2 separate regions of the Homo sapiens genome follow, and region 1 is linked to region 2. A link is a loop called in an ENCODE intact Hi-C map of the cell type or tissue named here. Cell type or tissue: PC-9. All regions are shown on one strand. Each heading gives the region's core, and the rest is flanking DNA. Links, peaks and the distances in the headings are about the cores only. Region 1 has its middle 8.1 kb from the start of PPL. Region 2 holds the start of UBALD1 (UBA like domain containing 1).

Region 1 (8,386 bases), core at 99-8,098, 330 kb after region 2:
AGCCTGAACTCAACATGGAGCTGGCTCAGCACACAGACCCCTTCCCCATACCCCAAGAGGGGTTCCCAGGGAACTTGTGCGTCCTTGCTGTCGCCCCCTGGTCTGCCTATGCCTGGACACCCTCTCCTTTCTCGTTCCCCATACCTTTCCCCACAGGTGGGCTCTTACTCCGGGCTCAGCATGCCTTGAGGATGGTCACTGCAGCAGTGTTGCTGACCTTGTACTAAGTGTGCATCCTGGGATGCTTTTGGCAACACAGTTGCTAATGGAGAAGCTCTGTAAAGAAACTGCTGCCTATTTGGAGGGGGATGGTCCGGTAACCAGGGCTGCCTACACCAGGAAGACCCTGCAGCTGGAAAAGGGGCAGATGTGGAGACCATATGTAGACTAACATGGAGTGGAGTGCCAGATGCAAAGTGCAAAAGAAAGAGGGAAAGACAGAGTGTGTGGTGTGTAACATGCTTGTCTATGCACAAAAAACTTCTGGAAGGATACATGAGAAACCGTTGCTGAATCTCCCCAAAAAGGACAAGAAAGAAGTTTGAATTTCTTTTCTTTTTGAGATGGAGTTTCACTCTCGTTGCTCAGGCTGGAGTGCAGTGGCGCGATCTTGGCTCACTGCAACCTTCGCCTCCCAGCCATTCTCCTACCTCAGCCCCCCAAGTAGCTGGGATTACAGGTGTGTGCCACCACGCCCAGCTAATTTTGTATTTTTAGTAGAGATGGGGTTTCACCATGTTGGTCAGGCTGGTTTTGAACTCCTGACCTCAAGTGATCCACCGCCTTGGCCTCCCAAAGTGTGGGGATTACAGGCGTGAGCCACTGCGCCTGGCCATTTTTTTTTTTTTTTTTTTTGAGATGGATGGAGTCTTGCTCTGTCACCCAGGCTAGAGTGCAGTGGCGCGAACTCGCCTCACTGCAACCTCTACCTCCTGGAGTCAAGTGATTCTCCTGCCTCTGCCTCCCAAGTAGCTGGGACCGCAGGTGCATGAAACCACACCCGGCTAATTTTTGTATTTTTTATAGAGACGTGGTTTCGCCATGTTGGTCAGGCTGCTCTCTAACTCCTGACCTCAAGCAATCTGCCCGCCTTGGCTTCCCAAAGTGCTGGGATTACAGGCGTGAGCCACCACGCCCGGCCCAGATCTCGGTTTGAATCCCCGCTCAGTCCCTTTCAGTTGTGTGAATACGGGCAAATCATTTTGCCTCTCTGAGCCTCAGTTTTCCTCATCTGGGAAGTGGGCGCAAACCTAGCATCAACTTCACAGGGTGAAAGGCTGTGTGTTAAGCATTCAGTATGTCCCCTGGCAGTTAGGTAGCCCCTAACGAAGGGGAGGGAATTCTCTCTGTAGCTAGAGACTGTGTGTTTGCGGGACTGACGGGCACAAGTGACTACAGGAGCTCCAAACAGTGTCAAAACTCTCGGCTTCTCCAACCTGCCAAATCCCCTTTCCCTACAACTCCTAGGAAGGTTAAGAGTTGGTTTGCGGGAGGGAACCAGATCAGGGACCTCTAGGTCAGCAGTGAATTCTAGCTCAGCTGCTGAATAACAGTGACGGCATTGATAATAGTAATGTCACCTCTTGTTTATTGAGGGCTGACTCTGTGCCAGGCACCATGGCACGTGCCCAACCACCCCCACTGGGTGAAGCAGGGCAGTGCTCCCTGCCTGGGAGGTAGCCACTTCCTTGTCTTATTTTCTTTAATTAATTTTAAGACACAGGGTCTCGTTCTGTCGCCCAGGCTGCAGTGCAGTGGTGTGATCATAGTTCACTGCAGCCTCGACCTCCTGGACTCAAGCGATTCTCCCACCTCGACCTCTTGAGTAGCTGGGACTACAGATGCACACCAGGAAGCCTGGGTAATTTTTAAATTTTTTGTAAATACGGGGTCTTGCTGTTGCCCAGGCTGGTTGAGAACTCCTGGGCTCAAGTGATCCTCCCACCTTGGCCTTCCAAACTGCTGGGAATACAGGCATGGGCCACGGTGCCTGGCCTCTCTTGTCTTACTTTTCAGGGAAGGAAATGGGCCCTGAGAAGCACAGGGCCCATTTGGGCTGGTACCTGGGTCAGCCTGCTCCTGGACTGAGCTCTTGAACCTCTGCCTCCCTCCACTCTTCAGAGTTCTAATTCCTGGGCTCGGGCTTGGGGCAGCTGGGCTGGTCTCCCGCTGACTCAGCTGAGCCTGGCCCAGGAGTGGCGGGTAGAATTAGCAGATTTAGGGAGGAATTTGAGTGGCGCTTCACCATCCCTCCCCTCTCCATTCTCTAGGAGCTGGGCTAGGAGCTCCCATGGCTGTGTGTGTGCGCACATGTGTACACACGTGCACACACCACACGTTTGTGGGCAGGCCGGATGGGGTGGGAGATCCGTTCTCACCCCATGCATCCTCCTCTGGGCAGATGGGATTTGTTTGGATCCGCGAAGCCCTCTCCTGCCAAGTGACTCATCCCCTCTGTTGCCGTGGGTGGAGGGCCAGCCTGCCGGGGTGGGGGAGGGTGCTTGCTTTCCTCGAGTTTGCTCGCACCTTCAGGGCCATTTGTTCCCTGGCAACCAGGCCACCCTCAGCGACCCTGAAACCTGTGTTCCTGCAGCCAGACCAGGCAGCCAGCTCATGGGAGGCCACCAACTTCGGAAGGGTTCCTCACGCCCGCCCTCCTTGTTTGCCATCACTGTTGCCCTAGCAGCTGGAGAGGTGTTTGGGGTATTCGCCTGTGAACCAGTTTGAAACAAGAGGGGCAGCATTCGCCCAGCCCGGGACAGAGGGACATGTGGGATATATCCCGAGCCCTCTCCGAGACAGCCATTCTCCCATCTGTGGCTGTATGCACCCCAACTTGGGGTGCATTTACAAATGCAGATTCCAGGGTCCCTCCCTGGAAGAGATTACGGTTGGGTGAGTCTTGGCAGGGCCGAGAAATCTGCATTTATTTATTTATTAATTATAGAGATGAGGTCTCGCTGTGTTACCCAGGCTGGTCTTGAATGCCTGGGCTCAAGTCAATCTCTTGCCTCAGCCTCCCAAAGTGCTGGGATTACAGGCATGAGCCACCAAGGAATCTGCATTTTTTTTGAGACAGGGTCTGACTCTCTTGCCTAAACTGGAGTGCAGTGGTACAATCTCGGCTCACTGCAACATCCGCCTCCCAAGCTCAAGCAGTTCCCCTGCCTCAGCCTCCTGAGTAGCTGGGATTACAGGCATGCACCACCACACCTGGCTAATTTTTGTATTTTTAGTAGAGATGGGGTTTCACCCTGTTGGCCAGGCTGGTATCAAACTCCTGACCTCAAATGATCCACCAGCCTCAGCCTCCCAAAGTGCTGGGATTATAGGCGTGAGCCACCGCACCCAGCCAGGAATCTGCATTTTAACAAACACCTACTCCGTGGGATGCTGAGGCAGGTGAGTTTGGGGCCACCCTGAGAAACACGGCTGTGAACAGAAACAGATGTTGCAGTAACTCCAGCCCTGGTCTGCCCACAGCCGGGATACACTTACAGGTTTCAGCCTGAAACCTGGGTTTGAAACTTGGCTCCACCTCACACCTTAGCCGTGTGACCTTGGGCAGGTGGCTCTCTTAACCTCTCTAGACCTCAGTTTCCCCATCTGTAAAATTGGGAAGAGCCGGTGGGCAGGGATGTGTGCACAGCCCCTGGCATGAAGGCCCTGCTCCTGTCCCTGCTCCGAGGGGACAGGAGGGGGCTGGCCCAGCTTCACCCCTGTTTTGTAACATGTGTTTACTTTTCTTACAGGACAATTCAAGGAGTGGAAAATTGTGCTGGCCCTCCAGCCCACATGGGCTGACTCACGCTCAGCTCTGGGCTGGGGGCCCTGTGAGCTCCCCACAGTTCTCCTGGGGCCAGAGGGGAGGCCAGGCCCTGGCAGCTGGAGCAGGAGAGGGTCTACGGTGAGTCATGCTCTGCCTGCCCCTGAGTCATCCCCTGAGAATGTGCCTCAGGCCCCTACCCGCCCGGGCCCCCTGGCAGAATGCCACTTCTCCCTGCCTGCCAGGCAGCCCCGCCCTCCTGCCGGCCCAGGGAGCCGCTGCTCCGATGACCGCCTCCTGGCTCTCTCCTGAATGCACCTGTACAGCCCTGTGTGTTATCAAAATATTGAAATAGCTCCCAACCGGTAGTTAAATAGCGGTTGCTCTGAGCCCCTGGCCACCCTGGTTTTTCCCCTCCCCAGCCACTGAGGGGTTAGCCGTGGGCTCAGCAAAGGGTTCTTCGACTCTGCCCCACCCATGGCTGGGGTCCACCGTGACTATGAAAAGCCCATCAGCCCATCTTGCAGATCCAGGTTTTTGGGATTTCAGACACTTCATCTTGAACCCTGGGCCACATTCCTTTTTCTTCTTCTCTTTGAGACAGGGTCTTGCTCTGTCACCAAGGCTGAAGTGCAGTGGCATGATCACAAGTCACTGTAGCCTCAGACTCCTGGGCTCAAGCAATCCTCCCATCTCAGCCTCCTGAGTTGCTAGGACCACAGGGGCGCCACCACGCCTGGCTAATTTAAAAAACTTTTTTGTAGAGTTGGGGTCTCGCTATGTTGTCCAGGCTGGTCTCAAACTCCTGGGCTCAAATGATCCTCCTGCCTCTGCCACCCAAAGTGCTGGGATTATAGGAGTGAGTCACTGCGCCCAGCCCCCGGGGCACTTTCTGACACAACCTGCTACACATCTTGGATCCCACTTGTCAAGCCTGGCCCTAGGCCTCTCAGGGGTGGGTACATCAAGTGAGGAAGTCACACTGTCAGGGCAGAAAGAGGGGCTGGGTGGGGCCGGACAGGCTCTGCTGGCTCAGGATCCCGGCAGGACAGGCTGCCCAACCCAGCCCCAAAACTCCCATCTTCTGTCCAACGCCCAAGCCTGCTTCCTCCCTGCCCCACCTCACCTCACACTGCCCAGACTGGTGGGGCTGCATTTTTGGGGCCGGTGCCAGGTGTGATGGAGGACAGCCCAGGTCAGGAGGTCAGGGCCCCGTTTCCTCCCAAGCCAGGATGACTCAGTGATGGACAGACTAGGCCACAAGGGGCCGAACACAAAGCCAAATTAGGGTTTAGTTTGAAGCCAACCTGGGTTTGAACCCTGGCTCTGCCATGCACCCAGCTGCGGGACTGTGGGCTGGTGGCTTAACTTCTCTGTACCATGGGGAAGAGCCAGTGAGCTGAGGTGTCAAATCTCAACTGATCTATTTCCTAACTGTGTGACCCTGGGCAAATGTCTTCACCTCTCTTAACCTCAGTTTCCCCATCTGCAAAATGGGGACACTCTGACACCTGCTCTGTAGGGTCTTGAAAAGTCTCAATAAAGGAAGACATGGAATCATGGCAAATAGTAACTTTTGTTGGGCATTTACTATAAACCAGGCCACGTGCTGAGTACCAGGCTTGGAGGCTGGCACTTTTTCTTCCAGCTTGATTGAGATGTGATGAACATGCAAGAAAGGGCACATTTTAAAAAATTTTAGGCTGGACGCGGTGGCTCACGCCTGTCATCCCAGCACTTTGGGAGGCTGAAAAGGTTGGATCACCTGAGGTCAGGAGTTTGAGACCAGCTTGGCCAACATGGCGAAACCCTGTCTCTACTAAAAATATAAAAATTAGCCAGGCGTGGTGGCGGGTGCCTGTAATCCCAGCTACTCAGGAGGCTGAGGCAGGAGAATCACTTGAACCCAGGAGGTGGAGGTTGCAGTGAGCCGAGATTGTACTGCTGCACTCCAGCCTGGGCAACAGAGTGGGTGTTCAGTGTCATTGTTGAATGAATAAATGAATGAGTGGGAGGACCAGTGTACTGTTGTGATCCCGGAGAAGGTCCCCTTAGGGGAGGACCAGGAAAGGGTTAGTAGGTCCTAAGTTAAAACTATGATGGAAGAGAAGAGGTTCATTGGTTTGTTCATCCATCCATCCATCCCTCCATCCATCCATCCATCCCTCCATCCATCCATCTATCCATCCATCCATTCATCCATCTATCCCTCCATCTCTCCATCCCTCCATCTCTCCTTCCCTCCCTCCCTTCCTTCCTCCATCCATCCATTCATCCATCTCTTCATCCCTTCATCCCTCCATTCCTCCATCCATCCATCCATCCATCCATCCATCTCTTCATCCCTCCATTCCTCCATCCATCTCTTCATCCCTCCATTCCTGCATCCATCCATCCATATCTTCATCCCTCCATTCTTCCCTCTCTCCCTCCCTTCCTCCATCCATCCATCCATCCATCTATCCATCCATCCATCCATCCCTTCATTTGTCAAATATTTACTAAGCACCTGCTACGTGACAAGTCCTGTTCTAGGCACTCAGGATTCAAGATCAAGTACAATAGACTCAGGTTCCTGCTCCCAGGGAGCTTGCTGTGGGAGACAGGAGTGGGAATGGACAAACAATGTAAGTTTGAGGTCCCCTTGGGTGGATCATGGCGCCTCTTCTGTGTGCCCCAGGAGACAAAGTCTGCAGTCGGCACAGAGTCACCGTCAGGTGGGGGCCCAGGGACACTATGAGGAAAGTGGCCAGACTCCAGTCTGAGGGTGGTTGAGGACCCGGTGAGGAAGGGGAGGCCTTAGCTTGCAGGGCGTCAGGTTCCCTCATCGTGTTTTCTGCATCACTGACATTTCCCAGGAGCCAGGCTCCTCCCCAACCCCCGTGGAGGATCTCGACCTCTTGCCCCCACAATACCTCCCACAAGTCACTCATCCATTTATTGAGCACCTACTGTGTACCCGGCTCTGGGGATATAGTAGCAAACACGATACATCCCTCACATCCTGGGGGCCCCCTGTCTTGGAAGGGAGGAGGGACAGAAAAGCAAACAGATAACCACATTTTTTACAAATGAAATAACCTAAGTGCCCATCAGTGGGGGAAGCGGTGGTAAATTACAAAACTGCCCTAGTCTGGGAGGAATTCGGGGAGGCCTGTGGGCCTCACAGGGAAGCTGAGGGTGTAGCAAGTGAAAAAAGGAAGCTGCCTGCTATTAGGTGTCGTGTTTTGCCATTTCCGCTTCAGAACGGAGCTGCCCTGTGTCTCCGTGAGCTCGTCCTCCACCTGCCTGCCTGCCTGGCTCTGCCTCCACTCTTTGTTCACGCTCTCTGCTGAGCTCAAACATTCCTGCTGGGCCCAGGCAGCCAAGCCCCCATCAGCCGCCTCCCAGGCCATTCTCTAATCACAAGCTCAGGCTTAATCCCCACACACGCCCAGGACTCCGCTCTGGGCAAATACTCCTCCTTTCAGCCCTGGAGTCCCTGACCTCCCGCTACCCAGACCATCCTGTCCCCTGTCCCCAGCCAAAAGGCCCCCCTCCACTGGTTGGGGGTGGGGAGACCTCAGTGTAGCCTTGTCCAATAAAACTGCCTGTGACAATGGAAATATTCTGTATACATGGAGGCGGCAAGCCACATGTGGCTACTGAGCACGTGAAATGTGACTAGTGCAACTGAGGAATTGAATTGTTAATTTTTAAAAATTCATTTTAATCCATTAATTTATTTTTTGTAGAGATGGGAGATTCTCACTGTGTTGCCCAGGGTGCCTTGAACTCCCGAGCTCAAGCCATCCTCCGGACTAAGCCTCCCACAGTGCTGGGATGACAGTCGCCTGCCGCCACGCCCAGCCTGAATTGTTAATTTTATTGTTTATGTGTATTGTTATTTATGTAAATATAGAGCATATTCATATTTACAGAATTTAATTAATGCAAACGTAAGTAGCAGCGTGCATCTGGTGGCTGTCGCAGGGTCCACCTGGGCCCAGGCATGGAGAAGAGGACAGCTCGGGTCCCTGGTCCTCTTCTTGGCAGGGGCAGCCTAGAGGGGCTGGGTGGCAGCTGAGGCCTCAGGCACTGAGCTGGGGGGTCCCTGGAGTCGCTGTGTTGATGGGGCTGAGCTTTGGGTGTTGGTGCCTGTGGCCCCTCCCCAGCGGCCAGTCCCTTGTTCTGACCCCTGCTTGGTGGTCAGAATCACACACTGAGAGCTCCTGAAGACCTGAGCTGACCTTCAGGTGGGACTGTCCGGCTCCAATGACAAGAGGTCGTTTTCCCCAGGTTCCTCTGTCTGCATCCGCTCCACGGATGCGCTCTCTAGGAACAGCTTCCCCTTCCTGGTTCTCCTGGGTCTCCCTTTCCATTCCTACAGCATCTACCTGGGCAAGAGATCTAGGGTCTCACCCCCTCACCTCCAGATTCCTGAGGTCACTTTGGTGGCCTCCCTCCTCCTGGCTCCTCCTCCGTGCTCTCTGCACCCTTCCCCCTCCTCCACCGTGGTCAACTACAATCTATTCCCAACACAGCAACCAGAGGGCTAAAGTGAAGTCAGCAGACTCCCCTGTCCCATACCTCCCAGACACTCTGAGTACCTCAGCATCAGAGCCAGATAACCCATGAGAC
Region 2 (8,234 bases), core at 1-8,000:
CTCGGGGCCCTGCCAAGTCCCAGGCCCAGACTTGGAGCTTCAAGCCGCCGAGGTGCCCCTACCGCCACCCCTCAGGCCCACTCCCCTAATGCCAGCTTGACTTCCTGGCCCTCCCAGGCCCAGCACACCCAGAAATCCAGCCTGGCTCCTGGGGCCTGCCCTCGATCAGGGGGTATGGGTGGGAGGCTATTTAGATTTTTTTTTTTTTTTTTTTTGAGACGGAGTCTCGCTCTGTCACCAGGCTGGAGTGCAGTGGCGTTATCTGGGCTCACTGCAACCTTTGCCTTCTAGTTCAAGTGATTCTCCTGCCTCAGCCTCCCGAGTAGCTGGGACTACAGGCACGTGCCACCACACCTGGCTAACTTTTGTATTTTTAGTAGAGATGGGGTTTCACCATGTTGGCCAGGATGGTCTTGATCTCTTGACCTCATGATCCGCCCACCTTGGCCTCCCAAAGTGCTGGGATTACAGGCATGAACCACCGTGCCCGGCAAAAAATATTTTTTAAATAAATGAATTATGTGGGGAATTTCCTGCAGGAGACACCCTATCTGGGTGTCCCTAAACAGGGGTGTGGGAGCTCAGGCATGGGGGCCGGGCTTTAAGCACCTTCCCAGACCCCAAGACCCTCTGTCAGCAGCAGCTGTGCCCCAAAGCCCAGGCTCACTGTGTAAATCCCAACCCCAGGAGCCCCAGGCCACACCAGACCCCCTCTGCAGGCCGCTGTGAGCATTCTCCATTGAGAAACATCTGCCCCACTAGACACCGGCCCCTCCCCCTGCAGCCTCCTGCCCCCATTAGCACCTGAATTGCAGCAAATGTGACCCAGAAACACCGCCTGGTGGATGCAGCCAGCGGGTGGAGCGTGGAGAGGGATGGGGTGGCCATGTGAACCCCTCACTCAGCCCCATTCCAAGGCCTGAAGTCCCGTCACCTTCCTCCAGCCTCCCTGGCGGCCCCCACTTTACAGATGGCACAACTGAGACTTGGGAGTGGAGGGCACAGGGCTCCTCCCATGGGGACCCTGGGAGCCACCAGAGGCCCCAGATGCTCCTGCCCCTCTGGGAACAGTCTTTCCCCAGACATTGCACTCCTCAAAGCTGCATTTTCAATTAACTGTGCCGCTGAGGGATGTGGCCTGGGTGCCAGCTGGGTGCCAGGTTTTGAGGGCTGGGCTGAGTCCTGCAGGCAGGGCCCGCTTCCCACCGGACACCTACCTGCCCAGCCCCAGGCAGCGAGGGAACCCTGCGTGCAGATGTGTAACTGCCATGAATGCGGTTTTGCAAGTTTTGCCACATCCAGCCCCTGACACAAACAGGGCTGATGAGGGCTGTGGAGACCAGGAGGGAAGCAGGGAGCTTCCTCCGGGTGGGGCTGCCTTGGGGCACAGGGGGCAGTAAGCTGGCCAACAGAAGCTGACTCATGCCCCCCAACCCCACCATACAGATGTGGAAACTAAGGCCAGAGGGACAGAGCAGCCTCCCACGTCCTGGGGTGAACACCACACAGGATCAGTGGCCTCCGCGACGGCTGGTAGGAGGGAAGTAGGCAAGGAGAGAGGGATGTACTCATCTGGATGGGATGGCCACTGCCTTCCCAGACTGTCCCAAGCTTGGGACATTCTGATCCCCCTGCAGTCCCCAGGAAGCGGAGCCTCAGAGTCCTCTGGCTTCTAGTCCCTCCTGCAGGCCCTGGGATGGCTCCTCATGGAGAAACCAGGTTCCCAGTCCCCGGCTGGGCACAGATGGTACCGGGATGGCTGAGGCCATGACCCTACCCCTGTGAGGGGCACAGCTCAAAGGGCTCTGGCCTCATCCCCTGATACCAACCACCATGGGGTTAATCCTGGGGTCGGTGAATTAGGGAAAGCCAGGTAGCCTCTGGGCAGCACAAGCCAGGAGCACTACTGTCCTATGGGTTAGGAGAGGCCCGGGGGAGTGGGTGCCAGACCGGGGCAGCATCACCTCCTACCCAGCTAGCCCGAAAGCTGGTGAACCGTGTGCACCCTCCCCATTGCACCGGTAAAGGGACAGATGCCCCTGCCAGCCCCAGGAGAGCACCTAGTCGCGCACACGGAGTCCCCAGGCACACCTCTGAAGGGGATACACGCTCATCCCTGTGGTGTAGTGTGGGGCTCCGACACGCCACCCCTACACTCCAGGCCGTGTACACACATCACACCGTGCCGGGCACGGGCGGCATCTGCACACCCGCCACATGTGTACGCGTTGATCACACACCAAACGCACCAGGGGGCTGCGCGTTCACACGCGCGCCAACGTGCCCGCAGGTCCGCCACCTCCCCGGTGCCCGGCCGACGCCGTGGCGCGGTGCGTGCGTAAACACAAATGCACATGGACGTGTGCGCACGCCGCCGACCGCCCACCAGGCACGCGGACCCTCGGACCACTCGCCCGGAGCGGCTCCGCCCTCCGGCCCAGCTCTGCCGAGGCCTGGGGCGTCCTCCTTCCGGCCGCCCGCCCGACTGTCCGTCTGCACCGCGGGGCCGCCCGGCCCTCGGCCGTTACCCGGACAAAAGGGGTGGGGGGGGTCCCCGTCTCGATCCCGGGGGACTCGCGGCCCCGCGGGGGCGGCGTATCCCCGACCGGTGGCCCGGTTCCCACCTCCGCCCGCCGCGAGCCCTTGGGATCCGGACGCCGGGCACCGCCGTCGGGAAAGCGGGTCGGGTCTGCGGCCCGGAGGGGGCGCACAGCCGGCACGCGTCCACGCCGTCCGCCCCCGCCCGGCGGCCACGCGGGACACACTCCGCCCGTGGCCCCGGCCCTCGCCCGGCTCCGGCGCCGCGCACCTCGAACTGCCAGTGGGCCGCCTGCAGCAGTTGCTTCGCCTGGTCGGCCGCGCAGCCCGCCGTCAGCACGAACTGGTTGATCATGACCTGGTGCTTGAGCTCGTCCATGTTCACGGACATGGCGCCGCCGCGCTGCCCGCTCCGGCCTCCCTCCTCCGCCCGCGCCTCCGCCTCACGCGTCCACCATTAGCGAGCCGGCTCCGGCTAATACAAATATTTACTGTGCGGCTCTGACTCACCGCGCCTCGCCTCGCTCCGCCGGCGCCGCGGCATGCTGGGATATGTAGTCCCCACGGTGCGCCGGGCGCCCCGGGGGAGCGGGGCCGGCACCCTAGGGGACGCGAAGCCCGGGAAGGGGCGTGTCTGAGCACCGAGCGCCCGCTGTGCGGATGTCCGGGCCGTAACCCGAGCCGGGCGCGTCCACGTCGTCCTCGTTGCTCTCGGTGGCACCCGTGCCCCTGCTCTGGCACGGATGGGGGTCCGCTGGCGGGGGCCACGTCTGTGCATGGGCGCAAATGCCTGACCACAGGATCTTGGCCAAGGCCTGGGGACCGTGTCTGAACTGTGAGCGCCTACTGTGTGTGGATGCCCGGGCCGTGACCAGGGTTGGGGGAGTCCACGTCGCCCTCGTTGCTCTGGGTGGCACCCGGCCCCTGCTCTGGCACGGATGGAGGTCCGCAGGCGGGGGCCTCAGGTTCGTGCATAGGCGTTTTTGCCAAGGCCCAGGAACGGTGTCTGAAAACTGAGTGCCTAATGTGTGCAGGCGCCTGAGCTGGGACCAGAGCCAGTCACGTCCACGTCGCCCTCGTTGCTCTCGGTGGCACCCACGCCCCTGCTCTGGCGGGAATTAGGAGCCCAGAGGCCGGGGCCACAGATCTGTGCATGGGCGCAAACGCCAGGCCACAGACGTCTTTGCCATGCCCCGGGGACTGTGACTGAACGCTAAGTGCCTACTGTGCGCAGCTGTCCAGACCGTGACCAGAGCCAGGCACGTCCATGTCGCCCTCATTGCTCTCGGTGGCACCCGTGCCCCTGCTCTGGCACGAATTGGGGTCCCAAGGTGGGGCATACAGATCTGTGCATGGGCGCAAACGCCGGGCCACAGGCGTCTTTGCTAAGACCTAGGGACCCTGAACCCCTCTGTGATTGGCATCGCTCTGTGTTAAATAGTAGGCACGCCCTTAAGAGAGGGGTCTCTAGGAATTTTGGCCCAAATCGGCTGGTCTAGGCTGAAAGGCCCGGCACACTGTAGGCGCCGACAAATACTCGTTCAGTGAATGAATGAATGAGCCACTTAAAAGCTCCGCCGCACGTCACCGCCTATAGCTAGCCTCCTAGCTCTCCTCACTCAATCTCTCATCGCCCACTCGTGGCATGGGTCCTTCCTAGCCTGGCTCTGGGCCTGCCCCACTGTAGCCCCATGACCCTCTGGACGGCGCCTGGGACAGGCTGGCGGGGCCAGCAGCCTCTGGTGCTTCGGGGTCCCCCTCCCAGCAGTTCTCCCGCTTTCCCACGCAAAATCTCGTGCTCTTTGCCGGAAATCTCGGCCCTTAGCGGGCGGGCGCCAAGGCCCGGCAGAGCCAGTTCCGGAGCGGCCCCAAACTCCCTTTCCCAGAATGCCTCGGTTTATTTGCATCGTTTGGTCCCGGTGACGTCAGCTGAGTGAGGTCGTGCCTCGACCAATGGACAGCCTCGGGGTGTTAGGACCTGGCCATATAAGGTAAACAAAGCTGGTCGCCCAATGAAGAGGCGGCGGGGGCGGGCGCTGGGCCGGGGAGGCCGGGGGCGGAGCCGGGGGCGGGGCGACCGGGCGGTGTTTACAGACCGGCACATGGCGCTTCCGGTTGACGTTGCTGACAGCTAGTGAGGCTTTAGCCCGCTTCGAGCGCCCGGGGGCGGTAAGGCGCGATCATAGCAGCTCTAGGTGACCTTGGTCCGGCTCCTTGCGCCCCCTGGCCCCAGCCTCCTTCGTTGAGACACTATTTGTTGAGTCTTTCCTCTTTTCCTGGCCCTGACCTAGCGTGGGGCGACAGAAGAGCAATAGCCGGGTGGGGGCTGTGAGAACGGCTGGGGTTGGGAGCGAATTTCGGAAACCCGGAGGACGAGTATAGCCTTGCAAGATGGAAAATGCCCTCCCGGGCTGGCGCGGTGGCCTGTAATCCCACCTACTCGGGGTCCGAGGAGGGAGGATTGCCTAGGCCCAGGACTTTGAGAACACGCCTCTACAGAGATTTACATTTTAAGAAAATTAGCTGAGTTCGGGTCGGGCGCAGTGGCTCACGCCTGTAATCCCAGCACTTTGGGAGGCCGAGGCTGGCGGATCACCTGAGGTCAGGAATTCGAGACCAGCCTGACCAAAACGGCGAAACCCGTTCTCTACTAAAAATACAAACACTAGCCGGGCGTGGTGGCAGTCGCCTGTAATCCCAGCTACTCCAGAAGCTGAGGCAGGAGAATCGCTTGAACCCAGGAGGCGGAGGTTGCAGTGAGCCGCGATCGCGCCACTGCCCTGCAGCCTGGGCCACAGAGCAAGACTCTGTCTCAAAAAAAAAAACCAAAAAACAAAGCAACAACAAAAAAACAGAGAATTAGCTGGGTTCCATGGCTCACACCTGTAAGTAATCTCAACACTTTAGGAGGCCGAGATGGGCGCGGATCACTAGAGTCCAGGAGTTTGCGACCAGTCTGGGCAACATAGTGAGACCCTCGTCTCTACAAAAAATAAAAAATAAAAAAAATTGGCCGGGCGCCGTGGCTCACGCTTGTAATCCTAGCGCTTTGGGAGGCCGAGGCGGGCAGATCCCTTGAGGTTAGGAGTTCCAGACCAGCCTGGTCAAACCGTCTCTACTAAAAATACAAAAATTAGCCGGACATGGTGGCACACGCCTGTAGTGCCAGCTACTGGGGAAGCTGAGGCAGGAGAATTGCTTGAACTCAGGAGGCGGAGGCTGCAGTGAGCTGAGATCGCGCCATTGCATTCCAGCCTAGACGACAGAGCAAGACTGTCTCAAGAAAAAAAAAAAAATTCTGGAGTCCCAGCTACAGATTGAGGTAGGAGGATTGCTTGAGCCTGGGAAGTCAGAGGCTGCAGTGAGCCGTGATTGTGCCTGGGGAACAGCGCAAGATCCTGTCTCCAAAAAATAAAAAATGCCCTAGGGAGGCCGGCACTGGCCCTGGGGGTGAGTTAGGGGATACTGAAATGTGTAAACAGATCTGATCCCTTGGACACGTTGGGATCACTGTGGCTGTGGCTGTGCTGGGATCAGATGGTGGTGGAGAGCTCCGGTCTGAACTAGGCGACGTTCTTGATGTGTCTGGTTCCAGGGGAGTCTGCCCTGCCTTCGGAATTGGATGGAATGGAGGGAATTGCCTCAAGCTGCGGCTCCTACCCGGGCCCCTCAAGCCTGACCAAGGACTCTCCCATTGGGTGGTGGGAGGAGGACAGTAGGGGAACTAGTGGACTGGACCTGAAATGTCCTGGGGTGGGAGGGTAGGGTGGTGGGGAAGGCTTGGGGCACTGAGATAGCGGAGAGGGCTGGGGAGGGAAGGGAGTCAGGGTGCAGTGGAGTTGGTCTCTGAGGGCTGGGGCTGGGAGCCTGGCCTATAGGCAAGGGGCGGACACTGAGTCTTGGCTTTTCCCAGGCAGGCACTTAGCCTCGGCAGAAGCCATCTGACCACGGGAAATACAGTTTAAAATTCTTTCCTGCTGTTTGCGGATCACTTAGGGGCCACAGTATTTTGTAAACCCTGATGGTTCCAAGAGATGTTTGCTCTTGCTAAGAGTTGCTCCTTAACCTTTGCAAAGCTCATATGCATGAATTAATATGGGCAAAGTGCTCCACAGGGTAGGCCCACAGTAAAAACCAGCTCTGAATATGATTCCCGCTATAATAATTACCACTAGGACGACAACACAGTGTGGTAGAAGGTGGGCAGGTTCGGGAGCTAGACAGACCTGGGTGTCAGGCTTGACTCCGCTGCTTAATGACTTAATGCTTAATGTTGAGCGAGTTACCAGAGCTCTGGGCTTCACTTTCTCACTGGCGGGGCTGAGTTCTGGCCTCACTGCTGTGGAAGATTAATGCCTGTAAAATGCAGAGTGCAGGGCCTGGTGCTATTTGCACGGTTCTAGTGCTCTCACCTGTTTGCCTCCATCTGGACCACTCTGGGAAGCCCTAGCCCTATTTTACAGATAAAACTGAGGCTGGAATCCAGCCTTACCCTCTGACATTCAGAACCTGTGGAGAAGAGCGGGCACCCATGGTGCATTTCTGGCAAGGGAGGAGGGACACTGTCCCGGCAGGGCCCACTAAGGGCTTGCCTTGCATAGGGAGGCAGGAAGTGCCTTCACCCCTCCTTCCACCATCGTCCAGGTACCACTCAGCTGCCTGCCCAGGCTTGCCCAGCTCAGGAGGATCTCTCTCAGGCCAGCAGGCTGGCAAGAGTTGGGCAGGTGGGGCTGGCAGAGTCAAAGGTCACCCTACTGGTCTCCATGCAACCCCCTCACCCCCATCCCCTAAGCCAGCTTGTTTTTCCACGGGCAACAGGGAATTAAAAAACAACCTTGTTTTTAGCCAGGATTAGCCTGGTTGGAGAATGAACTTTGGATTCCTTAGCAGGCTGGGATGGAACCTGACAGCTGGGGCCAGCACCTAGTGGGAGGGAGAGGAGAAGGCATTTCCAGCAGTGCCCTTATGTCACCTGAGGGCCCAAGAGGTTCAAGGCTTTGCCAGACTTCACATGGCCAGTCCATGGGGGGCCCAGGGCCCTGGCCGCCTCCTCCTCACCCCATTCTTTGATTTATTCCACAGATGTGCTTATCAGACACCCACCGGGTGCCTGGCTCTGGGAGCACCAGAATACGCCAGGATCCTGCCCACTCAGGGGGTTGAGAAGTCTAGACTTGAGACTCAGGCACTCAGACCAGGAAGCCACCAGTCGTCTCCAGCGTCTGTCTTTATGTTTCTTTTTTTTTTTTTTTCATTTTATTTTATTTTTGAGACAGGGTCTCACTCTGTCACCCAGGCTGCAGTGCAGTGGCACAATCATGGCTCGCTACAGTCTCGACCTCCCAGCCTCAAAGGATCCTTCCACCTCAGCCTCCCAAGTAGCTGGGACTACACATGTGCACCACCACGCCTGGTTAATGTTTATATTTTCTGTAGAGACAGGGCTTTGCCATGGTGCCCAGGCTGGCCTCGAACTCCTAGGCTCAAGCGATCCACCTGCCTTGGCCTCCCAAAATGCTGAGATTACAGGCGTGAGACACCGCACCTGGCCCTGTCTTTACGTTTCAGAGAGCCCAATGCTGGCTGAATGTGAGGCAAGATCTGGCCCTTGCCTTGCCATCTCCCTCACTTGATTCTAGTCCTGTGCCGTACTCAGTTCTTTCCCACTATAGAGGTTTTGTATATGCCATTACCCC

The links. Hi-C counts contacts between places; a loop is a spot of excess contacts. Peaks named below come from ENCODE experiments on the same cell type or tissue, not always from the same donor. Only the 100,000 strongest peaks of a DNase experiment are listed, where the experiment ranks them.
Region 1: it touches region 2 in a loop (7-fold over the local background); 23 of 110 quality-filtered maps call a loop at or near these places.

What each region holds. Positions count from the first base shown.
Region 1 is chr16:4,941,059-4,949,444 of GRCh38, forward strand. No RefSeq gene overlaps it. Among named protein-coding and RNA genes, the nearest start is that of PPL, 8.1 kb to the left of the region's middle. RefSeq lists enhancers at 1,812-2,325, 2,326-2,839, 2,840-3,353, 6,754-7,511. In PC-9, for the core only: no CTCF peak of the experiment used is centred there; DNase peaks (open chromatin) are centred at 2,423, 3,863, 4,793 and 6,923; H3K4me3 peaks cover 1,249 bases; H3K27ac peaks cover 5,437 bases.
Region 2 is chr16:4,611,869-4,620,102 of GRCh38, forward strand. It overlaps UBALD1 (UBA like domain containing 1), which reads right to left and starts at 3,020. Exons shown (of 3, transcript NM_145253.3): 1 at 2,810-3,020. The coding sequence starts at 2,929. RefSeq lists silencers at 2,201-2,370, 2,451-2,560, 2,601-2,700, 3,041-3,280, 4,524-4,753 and enhancers at 3,232-3,804, 3,805-4,376, 4,214-4,473. In PC-9, for the core only: a CTCF peak has its summit at 4,823; DNase peaks (open chromatin) are centred at 1,263, 3,073 and 4,483; H3K4me3 peaks cover 5,000 bases; H3K27ac peaks cover 3,399 bases.